Linked DNA regions of Mus musculus: region 1 is linked to region 2. The links are chromatin loops, found by intact Hi-C in ENCODE. Cell type or tissue: left cerebral cortex. All regions are shown on one strand. Each heading gives the region's core, and the rest is flanking DNA. Links, peaks and the distances in the headings are about the cores only.

Region 1 (5,373 bases), core at 184-5,183, 180 kb before region 2:
CCTCTGCCTCCCAAATGCTGAGATTAAAGGCGTGCACCACCACTTCCCCAGCATGGTTCTTGGTTTTTATTTGTTTGATGGGTTGAGTTTTGTTTTCCCAAGACAAAGTTTCTCTATGTAGCCTTGGCTGCCCTAGAACTAGCTTTGTAGACCAGACTGTCCTCAAACTCACAGAGACTTGCCTGCCTCTGCCTCTCAAGTGATGGGATTAAAGGTGTGTGCCACCACCTCCAGGCAACTGGCCATGAAGTTTTAAAGATAAAGCACATCCCCTGTCTTTCTGTTGCCTTCACCTGTTCCATATGAAGCGGACTTTCCCCCTGCCTCCCCACACCCAGCTATCTTCCCCTCCGTTAGAGCCCGTAGTCTGTCATTACCTGGCTTGTGTATGCTTCTGTCTCCCCCCCCCTGCCCCCCCCCGTCCCAGTATAACCCTAAGCTGGCCTCCAACTTGTTAAGTACCCCAGGCTCTTCTGACACTGGTTACTCCTGCCTATCCTAACAATGTGATCTCAGAGCCAAAAGATGCTCTCCCAGGTCTCCCCCATGCTTTCTCTTAACCTGCAAAGCAAATGCCCCCCTCCCCCACGCTAAGCACCTTTGCCCTCTGTCGTTCCAGACCCAGCATGTGCAGCACCAGTGTGTATGACCTGGAAGACATTCCCCTGGAGGATGATGATCCAAACAGCATAGAGTTCAAAATCCTGGCCTTCTACGCCAGACACCATGTCTTCAAGAACACCCCGGCTGTCTTCTCGCCCAAGCTCTCCAGAACAAGGAGTCTGTCCCAGAAAGCCCTGGGGACTTGGTCAACTGATTCCTGGACACAGGTATCATTGCCTTGCAGAGGTTCCCCCTCCAGCGAAAAGAACATCAGCTTGGGCAAGAAGAAGTCTTCTTGGAGAACACTCTTCAGGGTGGCCGAGAAGGAGGAAGGCCTGCCGAGCTCCCCAAAGGAGATCCGAGCTCAGGGTCCTCAGGGCCCCTTCCCGGTAGAGCGGCAGAGTGGCTTCCACAACCAGCACTGGCCCAGGTCTCTGAGCAGTGTGGAGCAGCGCCTGGAGAGTGAAGGTAGGCTTGTGAACAGCTCTGCCTAGCACCACTCTCCTTCCTTGTGTGTGCCAAGAGGCTGGCCTCCTCTTACCTGCTGAAGATAGAGGCCTTTCCACTTCTTTAATTTCCGCCGTAACCACCCACTTTCCCCAAGGAGGGAAGGGTGGGAGGGGATGGTGGCAGTAGGGGTTTTCTGGCTCTGTGATGGTAAAGAAGCTTGCTTTGAGAGAGAAGGCACCTTAGCCAGGGCAGAGGCTTTGCCTCTTCCTGGGCCAGTTCACCTCTGGGGAGCCTGGGTACTGTGTTTACACCCATATACTGGAGAGTCACACCCTCTCCTACTTCTTCCGGTTGATGGAAAGACCAAAGAGAAGAGCCAGATGATGGAGGCAGGACTTTCAAGGGTTCATGGCCAGCCTTGGCTATATAGTGAGATGAATGCCAACCTGGGCTACATGAGACCCTGTCTTAAACAACAAATAAACAAACAATGGAAAGAGGGAGAAAGAGAAAGGGAAGGAAGGAGAAGGGAGAGAAGAGAAAAGAGAGGGGGCAGTGGGAAGAGGCATGAGAGGAGTAACAGGGATGAAGAGGGAAGGAAGAAGGGAGGGAGGGAGGGAGGGAAAGAATAAAGGAAGGAAGGTAGGAAGGAAAGAAGGAAAGAAAGACACTCAGGCAAAGAGATAGAAGCAGATAGGTTTTCAGTTGAACACACTGGCTCATACCTGCCGTCCTCAGCATTCAGAAAGAAAAGCATGGCCAGTTCTAGGCTAGCCTGGGGTACTTAACAAGTTGGAGGCCAGCTTAGGGTTATACTGTAAGATTGTCTTGGAAAACTGAAAAGAAACAAAATACTTTTCAGAACATAAGCCACCGGGCTGGAGAGATGGCTCAGCAGTTAAGAGCACTGCTGCTCTTCCAGAGGTCCTGAGTTCAAATCCCAGCACCCATGTGCTAGCTCACAAAGTGTGTAACTATAGTCCCATGGGATCCGATGCCATCTTCTGGTATGCGTGCAGACAATCTTTTAAAAAGGGAAGTTTTTCAAAAAATGTAAACTATTCTTTTTTTAAAAAAACTGATAAAGTCTTCCCTTGTTAGGAAAAAAGAAATTGTACTATCACTGAGGGCTTTACCTCCACCCACTTTACCACCACTGAAGTGCCCTTTACCTCAGCAGACGCTTCTCCCGCCATCCCACCCACTCCCACCTCAGCAGAGCCCCTTCCTGCCAGGTTTGTTGGGCCTAGGAAACTTGTCCATAGTTAGTCAGCAGATGGCAGTAACGGCTCAGTTTTAAAGGGCTGTGATCATTCTAAGTTGGAATCAGCCCTGCATGGACATGGATGGCTCCAAACCAGCCTGTGACCAAGGGAACTTCTTCAGTTAGACTGCGAGGATGCAGGCTCCTAAGAATACGCAGAACCCATCACTCAAGAGGCAGTGAGACTTTGTGGCGGACACACTGCCTGAACCACACGAAGCCATCTTCTCAGATTTGTTCATCTGCTTCTAAATGCACGGGTGGCTGAGGCCACAGCAAGAGGGGTTCCGCCCTCCTCTCCTGCCCTGTCTTCCCACGCATGCGTCAGCAACTGTGGATCAGAGCTGGAGGCCCCAATGACCTGGCTTTAGGGGTCACTGTGGCCTGCACAGAGACAGGAAGTTTCCACAGCCTTCCTTCCGCATTTCCTAGAGGAAATGACAAAAGTATTGTTTGGCTTTCCCTCCTAACTTTTCAAAAGAAATCACTCACATCATCTCCTCCCCTTTTAGAAAGAAGAAAAATAAATTTCAGATGAGATTAAGAATAAAAACTAAATTTGAGAGAGTGGGTTTATTGGCTAAATTGTATCTTAGGCTTAATAACCATATATTACAATGTATATAACCATAATACAGAGAGGTTTTTGTTTTAAGATTTATTTATGTATGAGTACACTGTCACTGTCTTCAGACACACCAGAAGAGGGCATTGGATCCCATTACAGATGGTTGTGAGCCACTATGTGGTTGCTGGGAATTGAACTCAGGACTTCTGGAAGAGCAGCCAGTGCTGAGCCATCTCTCCAGCTCCCATAATACATAGTTTTATGCATATCTAATTATATGTTGGATGTTCTGAAGAACATATTCTACAGGGCTGTGGAGATTCTAGATATCATATCTCCATTCAAGTAGAAAGAAAAGAGAAAGGCAGAGATGGCTTTCTTTCTAGATTATTCTAGATTATTTGGATATGTGTGTATATATATATATATATATACAAATATACATATATGTATGTATGTATGGGTTTATTTACTACTTATTTGAGATAGGACCTCGCTATGTAGCCAAGACTAACCCCTACCTCTTGACCCACCCCCATCATTAATTACTGTGAATGAATGCTCTTCTCCAAATACAGTATGATTACACTCAGCTACTCCACTTGGGACCAAACACAGAACCACTTCAAGTTCCTACAGTGAGCTGATTGGTGGAACACCAGTGACTACCCAACAAGTCAGCCAAGTACCTGCCTGCTCTACCCCGCCTTCCCCAAGCGGATACAAAGCTGCATTGTTTCTGGGTGGCTATAACTTGAGTCTATGCCGTGTAAATCTTCCTTCCTTGAGTGGAAACACACAGTACATCCCTTCCTGGCTTACAAATTCAGGAAAGATGAGTTGTATGTTACACACTTTTCTGAGCTATCTGTAGTCTGTGCTGGTCTGACACTCACGACCTTGCAGCCCTGGACTCCTGAGTGCTGAGGTGACAGATGTGGTCGTGTGTATGAAGCCTTGTTTACCTATAAGCATTACTTGAATGTTTTCTATTAAACTTAAGGGGAAATTTGTGACTATAAAAGCAAGGAGTATCAGACTACTGAACACTTTCCTGGGAACTGAGAGATCACCTCTCCTTCTCCAATGTATAAAGGTTACCCTCAAATGTAATTAAGCTTAATAAAAATAAAAGCACCAAGAACATTCTTTCAAGCAATGCTAGCACCCCACGCCATGTTGGGTGCATTTCTTTGCAAGGGAGAAAAGATGAAGGTGTGGAAGGGCCCCTGTATACTGCCCCCTTACCCCAGCCTATGGGGAATTGCTAGTCCCTTCTGAAGACTGTCCCGCTTCAAACACAAACTCCTGGGCATAGTCCTTTTATCTGAGGCTGGCCTCTTCATCCTAAACAACCAGAAGTCCACACTGCATCCCCAGTTCTGGGGATGGCCTCTGAGCAGTGCTTTCTTGTTTCAGTTGTGGATTCCAAAGTGGCTTGTATTGCCAACAGAGTGGCTGAAATTGTTTACTCCTGGCCACCACCAGATGTCATCCACAGCCAGGGAGGAAGCAAGCTCAAAGAGAGGGTCTCGGAGATTCTGTACTTCAGGTTTGAAGGACCTTGTGACTCTAAGAATAAAGGTAAGCCCTCCTTGCTGAGTTGAGTGTGTTGGGTTGAGCATGTGCCAGACAGAAGTGTCTGGGTGTGTTTGTGTGGACACAGCTCGGGGCTCTGCAAATTGGGAATCTCAGCCCACTTGAAGGCAACACGATGGAGACCTTGAGCTCTGGCTTAAGACATCACCCAAGACACAGGAATGCCATTAGCTTGTTGGCCAACATGTCAGCCCACTGCTAAGTCAGAAGAAAAGTCTCCCATGGAGGGAGAAGAGGACTAGCTCTAATCACACTAGTACATAGAGTTAGAGCATCAGCCAACCCAGGACCCCTGTGAAACACCCAGTATGGTCAGACATATTTATTTTTCTTGCCATTGTGAGAGAAATGCCTACCAGCAGCAATGTAAGGGAGAAAAAAATTTATTTTGTCTTAGGATTTCAGAGAGTTGCATTCAATGGTTGTTGGCCACATACATTTAGGCAGAAGAACATGGCTGCAGAGTACAGAAGATGGTGGATGTTCATTCTGTAGTCAATCAGGAAGCAAAGAAAGCAGGAAGTGGCCAGTCATAATATACCCCCACAGGCCCGCCCTCAGTTTTCCACTTCCTCCAGGCAGGCCCCACCCCCTAAACCTCCACAACCTTCCCAAACAGTGCCAACCATTGAGGACAGGCATTCAAAGCGTGAACCTGTGGGAAACAATTCATTTTTGATTCAGCAACCCCAGGTCTGATTCAGAAGGTGCTGAAAAAAGGGAGAATTGGGGACTAAATTAGATCAGTCACTGGGTACACTGTAGCAATGGCTGAGACTACTACAGACTCTAGAAGCCTTAGGGAAACCCTGGGATCAGAGGGAAGCACTGAAGGGAGCCGGGTTTGCCTTCCTTCATTGCTGACCTTTGTCTCAGCTCTCTCTCCTCA
Region 2 (5,373 bases), core at 310-5,309:
TCTCTGTGAGTTTGAGGCCAGCCTGAACTACACGAGACCAGGAAGAACAACAGTCACCTTGGAAGAGCATAGACATAGGGGTAATACGTGATCTTGGTTTTAAAGATGAGAGGAAACTTGCCAGGTACAAAAGGAAAGTTTATTTACAAGCACACTGGGTATCTTGACTTGTCTACGGATCAGGCATGTTAAAGAAGTGGTGGGAAGGGCTGGGTACTTAAATCTCAGATCTTGTGGGAGGGAGGCAGATGGTACCACCTTCTTTCTTTGGCCAGCATGTAGGGAACAATAGAGTGCTTGCCTAGAGTACTGCTTACTTTTATGTCAGCTTGGCACAGCTAGAGTCATCAGAGAGGAGGGAGTCTCAAGTGAGAAAGGCTTCAAGAAGCAGTGTATACAGTGCCCACAGTCCATGTGAAGGATCCACCTGGGGGGAGATATGCAAGAACTCCTAGATGCTTCGCCACTGACTCTACAGACCACCTACCTACATGGGATGGGAGGAGGGAGAGGGTGTGCTGGCCATTGTGGCCTTTCACTCCAAAGTGCCGGTGCTGTACCTGCTGACAGAGTTCATGGTCCCGACTACCAAGATGTCCTCGGAGTGCCGCAGGAATGTCAGGTGGGCAGAACACAGCAGCCTTAATAGAGTGAGAAGTCCAGGGAGAGAGCCGGGCAGCCTCTGCCTGTAGCCAATGATGGTTCTTTCCATCCAGGTGTGGGCATAGAAGACTGAACCACGGGGCATGTTCTGTTCAAGGCCAGCAAGCCAGGTACCTCCTGTGTCCACAGGAAAGCCTGTGTCCTAGCAGAGCCGCAGGCTTTCTATGGGAGTAAAAAGCCAAGACACCTGACCAGTGCCTGTTATGAGCTCTTTATAAGCCATATTCAAAAACCTTTTGTTTTGCAGGATAGCTTCATTTGTCATTTAATATTAAAAACGAAAGTGTCTGCATTGAGAAAAGAAAATTAAAGGCTGTAGATGAGTCAGGTGTGGTGGCACAGCCCTGAAAACCCAATACTGAGGAGGTAGAACCAAGAGGTTCAGGAGTTCAAGGCCAGCCTCAGCTATAGAATACTTACAAAGCTAGTTTACTCTACCTGAGACCTGGTCTCAAGAATTAAACCAACAAGAATGCCGTTAATCCAAGTGCTTCCTTACCAGACACCGGCAGAGCCTGGCCTCACAGCGTCTCTTACCTAAGCTATGGATGGCTACAGCCTCCTCTCTGATTGCTTCATTTACGAAGCATTTAGGAGAAAGCATTTTGGATGCTTGTGCAAGCTTGTAATCCCAGATGTTCAGGAGGCTGATCTGAGTCAAGAGGATGGCGAGTACAGGACCCGCCTGACTGCAGAGCTGAATTTAAGGCTAGCTGGGGCAACTTAGCAAGACCTTGTTTCAAAAGGAAAGGAAAGGGGTAGGGCTGCTCAGTGGTCAAAGTTGAGAGGAGAAAAAAAAAAAAAGAGGGGGAGCAAGTTGGTAGAATGCTTGCCTGGCATGCACAAAGCCCCTGGGTCCCCATCCTAGCCCGGCCTAACACCAAGCACCATGGCGTACATCTGCAATCTCAGCACTCAGGAAGCAGAAAGGAGGGGGGTCAGAAGTTCAAGCACATCCTTGCCTACGCAGCCAACTGGAAGCCAGCCTGGACTCCATGACCCCATGGCAAAGAGACGGAAAAGAAGGAAGAGAGAGAGGGGGGAGGGGGAGGGAAAGGAGACATTTAGAGCCAGGCGTTGTAGAACATACCTGTAAGTCTATACTTCTAAACTGAAGGCAGGAGGATTGAGAAACCGTGGTCAGCCTGGGCTAGAGTGAGAACTCAAAAAGAGGAAGAAAAAAAGCAAGTCTTTCATCCCAGGAAAGGTGGGCACTAAGTGGAGGCAAGGAGGCAGGAGGCAGCTTCCATAAACATACAGAGAGAGCCTTTCTCTTTCCTCTCCAAGCCCACTAACGAGGAGGGGAGCCGTTTCCAACTCCCAAGGCACTTGGTTACAAATCTGATTCTGCTCTACAAGTGGATATTCAAAAAGCTGCTTGTTCAACCATCGCCAGGCTTTATTTATTCAACCTCCTTAAAGCTTGTGTAAGCTCCTTGGAGAGCTGTGTCAAGCTGGTAAATTGGAAAATACATGAAAAAAAAATGGACTTTCAATAGGCCAGCTTTTCTCTCAAATTCGTTTTACCCAGACTGTGGTGGTGGTGGTGGTGGGGGGGAGGCAGTTATTAGGAGAATGGAGGGGAAGAAGGCCTTGAGGAAAGAGGAGGTGAGGAGAGAAGAGGTGAGGAGGAAGGGGAGAAGCCCTTGGGTCATTTTCTCCTTCTGCCTTCCTGGCTACCCTTGTTAATCAGCTACTGCCCTCTAGTGCTTGCTGTTTAGGTCACATGTGAAGTCCAAAGTGTGTGTGTGTTCAGTGTATGTATGTGCCAGATTGTATGTATACATATACACATATAGGTACCTGTGCGGGGCCAGAGGGGATGGATGTTCGATCACCTGGAACTAGAGTTACAGATGGTTACAGCTGTAGGCTGCCGGCAGCTGAACCCCAGGCCTGTGTAAGAACAGCAAGTGCTCCGAACTGCTGAGTCAGCTCTCCATTTTTACCTTTAAAAACCACGTTTAGGGCCTTAGGAAAATAGCTCAGTCAGGAAAAGGCTGAGATCAGATCCCAGCAGCCACTTAAAAAGCAGGTGTGATGGTGCATTCTGGAATCCTAGCACCGGGGAGGTGAGACAGGGGGATTCCTGGAGCTCACTGGCCAGTTAGTCTTGACAAACGGTAAGCTCCATATTCAGCAAGAGCTTGGATTAAACAAAATAAATAAGGCGTAAAGCAGAGTGGTGGTGGCGCACACCTTCAATCTCAGCACTCAGGAGACAGAGGCAGGGGGATCTCTGTGAGTTCCATGTCAGCCTGGTCTACGAAGCTAGTTCTAGGACACACACACACACACCAAACCTGTCTTGAAAAAGAAGCTAAATAAATAAATATATAGGTGAATCGTAGAGGAAATGACCTGTGTTAGTATCTTGACTGTCAACGTGACACACCTAGAAAGACTGTCTCCTCCATGATATTGACCTCTGTCTGATGGATGAAGGAGGGGGACCCAGCTCACTGTGGACAGTACATCTCTACACAGATGAACCTGGGCTATATAAGAAAGGAGCAAGCCCATCCGCAGGGGTTCTCGTGATTTCTGCTTCAGTCCCTGCTTTAGTTGCTGCCCCGTTTCCCTCATTGGTGAGGTTTGACCAGGAAATGTTGCTTGGTCATGGTATTCTTCACAAGAACAGTGTCAAACTAGACACCACCTGACACTGACCTCTGGTCTCTACATACGTGTGCAAACACAAATATGTACTAACCTGTTTATATCTGGATGGTTCTACCATTCTTGTATAGCCAATAAGCACATTGAAATCCAGAGATGAGAGGTCCAACGGACCCAGATGGTCTTCTCCACTCTTAGTTACCCTAACCCCACTTGTCTGGCAAAATCTCTTCCTTATCAACATTTCCCCAAAATTGCAGAACGCAACCAATAAAAAGTATAGTATACTAATCAAAATGCTACATATTACTTCTGATATCATTCCCAGTGAACCTGTAATTGATGGTTGTTCAAGTTTAGATAGTCATAAGTAATGTCAGAAATTTTTAGACTTGGTACAATTTTAGAAAATGTTAGCACTTTTTAAAAAAAAGTTAGGCCTAATCCTAAATCCCTTGTTTGGCTGTGTATAAGAACTAATTAACTAGCCAGTCACGGGGTGGGGGAGGGGAGCACATACTTGTAATCCCAGATCTTGGATGGCAGAGGCAGGAAGATCAGGAATTCAAGACCACCCTTGGCTCCGTGGAGAGTTTGAGGCCGGTCTAGGCTACGTGAGGCATTGTCTTAAACAAATAAATAACAAAAAACCGTCGTCTCCATGGTGGACTAACACTCTGCTAAGATCCTCCCTAAGGAACTTCTTTGGTCATTGGTGGGAAGAGAGGTCGTAGGTTTTCAGCATGGGGTGCCTGCTTCCCCACTCCCTCACTTTGCTGATGGGAAGAAATTGAAAGCTATCCAGCTGGCTGTGCCGCCAGAACAAGAGATTTATTCAAATATTTAATTGGAGGAAGATACATCTGGAATGAATTTTATTGGAATTCATATAAAATAAAAAAATAAAAATAAAAGAGGACCCATTAAAACTCGTATCAAACAGTTGCCATTATCTGGAATGGGGAATAGTAATGAATCAGAGCTCAGATGTCCTAAACCAACAAGCTGTCTTGATCTAAAGCCAGATACTACGTTTCTAGTTTATATTTAAGTATACTTAACATTCTAGTTAGGAATTATTTTCAGCTACTATGTTACAGACAGATCACTCAGTAACTTAACTTAGTTTCTTTTAACCCTTCTTCTCTTCCTCTTTAAAAAAAAAAGCCAAACAGACAAACAGAAAGTGGTTGGACTGAGGGATGGCTCAGAAGGAGATGGCTTGCCTAGCATGCAGAGGACCCTGACCTGTATGTAGTATTGGGAAAAAAAAAATTAAAAAAAATTTTTTTAATTAAAAATCCAGACATGGTAGTGAAAATCTGCAATCCCTGAACTCAGGAGGCAGAGGCAGGAAGATCAGGAGTTCAAAACCAGCCTGGGCTACCTGAGCCTGTTTCGAAAAGGAAAAGGAAGAGGAGGGAGAGGAGGGAGAGGAGGGGGAGGGGGAGGGGGAGGGAAGTAGGGCTATTCTTCAAGATACAGTTCCTGCTGAGACCGGCTGGGCAGAAGGGACACAGGTGCGATTGGCAATGAGTTCTTACATGAACTAAGAGATACCGAACTTGTCTTTAGATGTCAACATAGATCCCGTTGATCAAGTAGTCAAGTCTTGAATACCGTTTCCTACGGAGGGCTTCAACCAGCATCCTACCCAAGAGGACGAGACCTATTACCAGAAACAAAACACCACAAAGGAGGGTCCCAATGAGAAGCCACTTCTCAAATGAAAGGCCATGCTGGCTTTTTGGACCCTTGTTCAGCGATGCGCTGCCTACACTGACCCTCCTGTCCTCCCAGGAAGCAGTCTTGTTTGTAATGGAAGACTCTGAGGTTGAGCTTTTCCCGTGCCTCGGGTCTGAAGTCAGCGTAGAGCCTCCTTGAAAGGGCATTGTTTCTAAGATGCCTTTGGAGTCTGTATGTGCCTGAAAGGTGTTAGTCAAAGCTGCCTGATGTGTAACCACGGGTGTAAAACTTGTAGACCCTGGGACTCCTGGGAGCTTCGAGGTCACGGTGGTGACAGGTGATGCTGTGGTGGCCTCCTTCTGCTTCAAAGTCTTAGCTGTCACTGAAATGCTGGTCAACAGAAGC

The links. A loop is a pair of places that touch in the nucleus more often than their neighbours do. Peaks named below come from ENCODE experiments on the same cell type or tissue, not always from the same donor. Only the 100,000 strongest peaks of a DNase experiment are listed, where the experiment ranks them.
Region 1: it touches region 2 in a loop (7-fold over the local background); 39 of 42 quality-filtered maps call a loop at or near these places.

Annotation. Positions count from the first base shown.
Region 1 is chr6:134,422,992-134,428,364 of GRCm38, forward strand. Bcl2l14 (BCL2-like 14 (apoptosis facilitator)) reads left to right here. Exons shown (of 7, transcript NM_025778.3): 3 at 620-1,071; 4 at 4,305-4,469. The coding sequence starts at 627. Among named protein-coding and RNA genes, the nearest start is that of 4933406J09Rik, 22 kb to the left of the region's middle. In left cerebral cortex, for the core only: CTCF peaks have their summits at 2,316 (motif pointing right) and 4,388 (motif pointing right); a DNase peak (open chromatin) is centred at 2,358.
Region 2 is chr6:134,605,115-134,610,487 of GRCm38, forward strand. It overlaps Mansc1 (MANSC domain containing 1), which reads right to left. Exons shown (of 4, transcript NM_026345.4): 4 at 4,093-5,373. The coding sequence ends at 4,854. Gm38910 (a long non-coding RNA gene) reads right to left here and starts at 2,889. Exons shown (of 2, transcript XR_869496.1): 1 at 561-2,889; 2 at 118-427. In left cerebral cortex, for the core only: a CTCF peak has its summit at 2,385 (motif pointing left); a DNase peak (open chromatin) is centred at 2,397.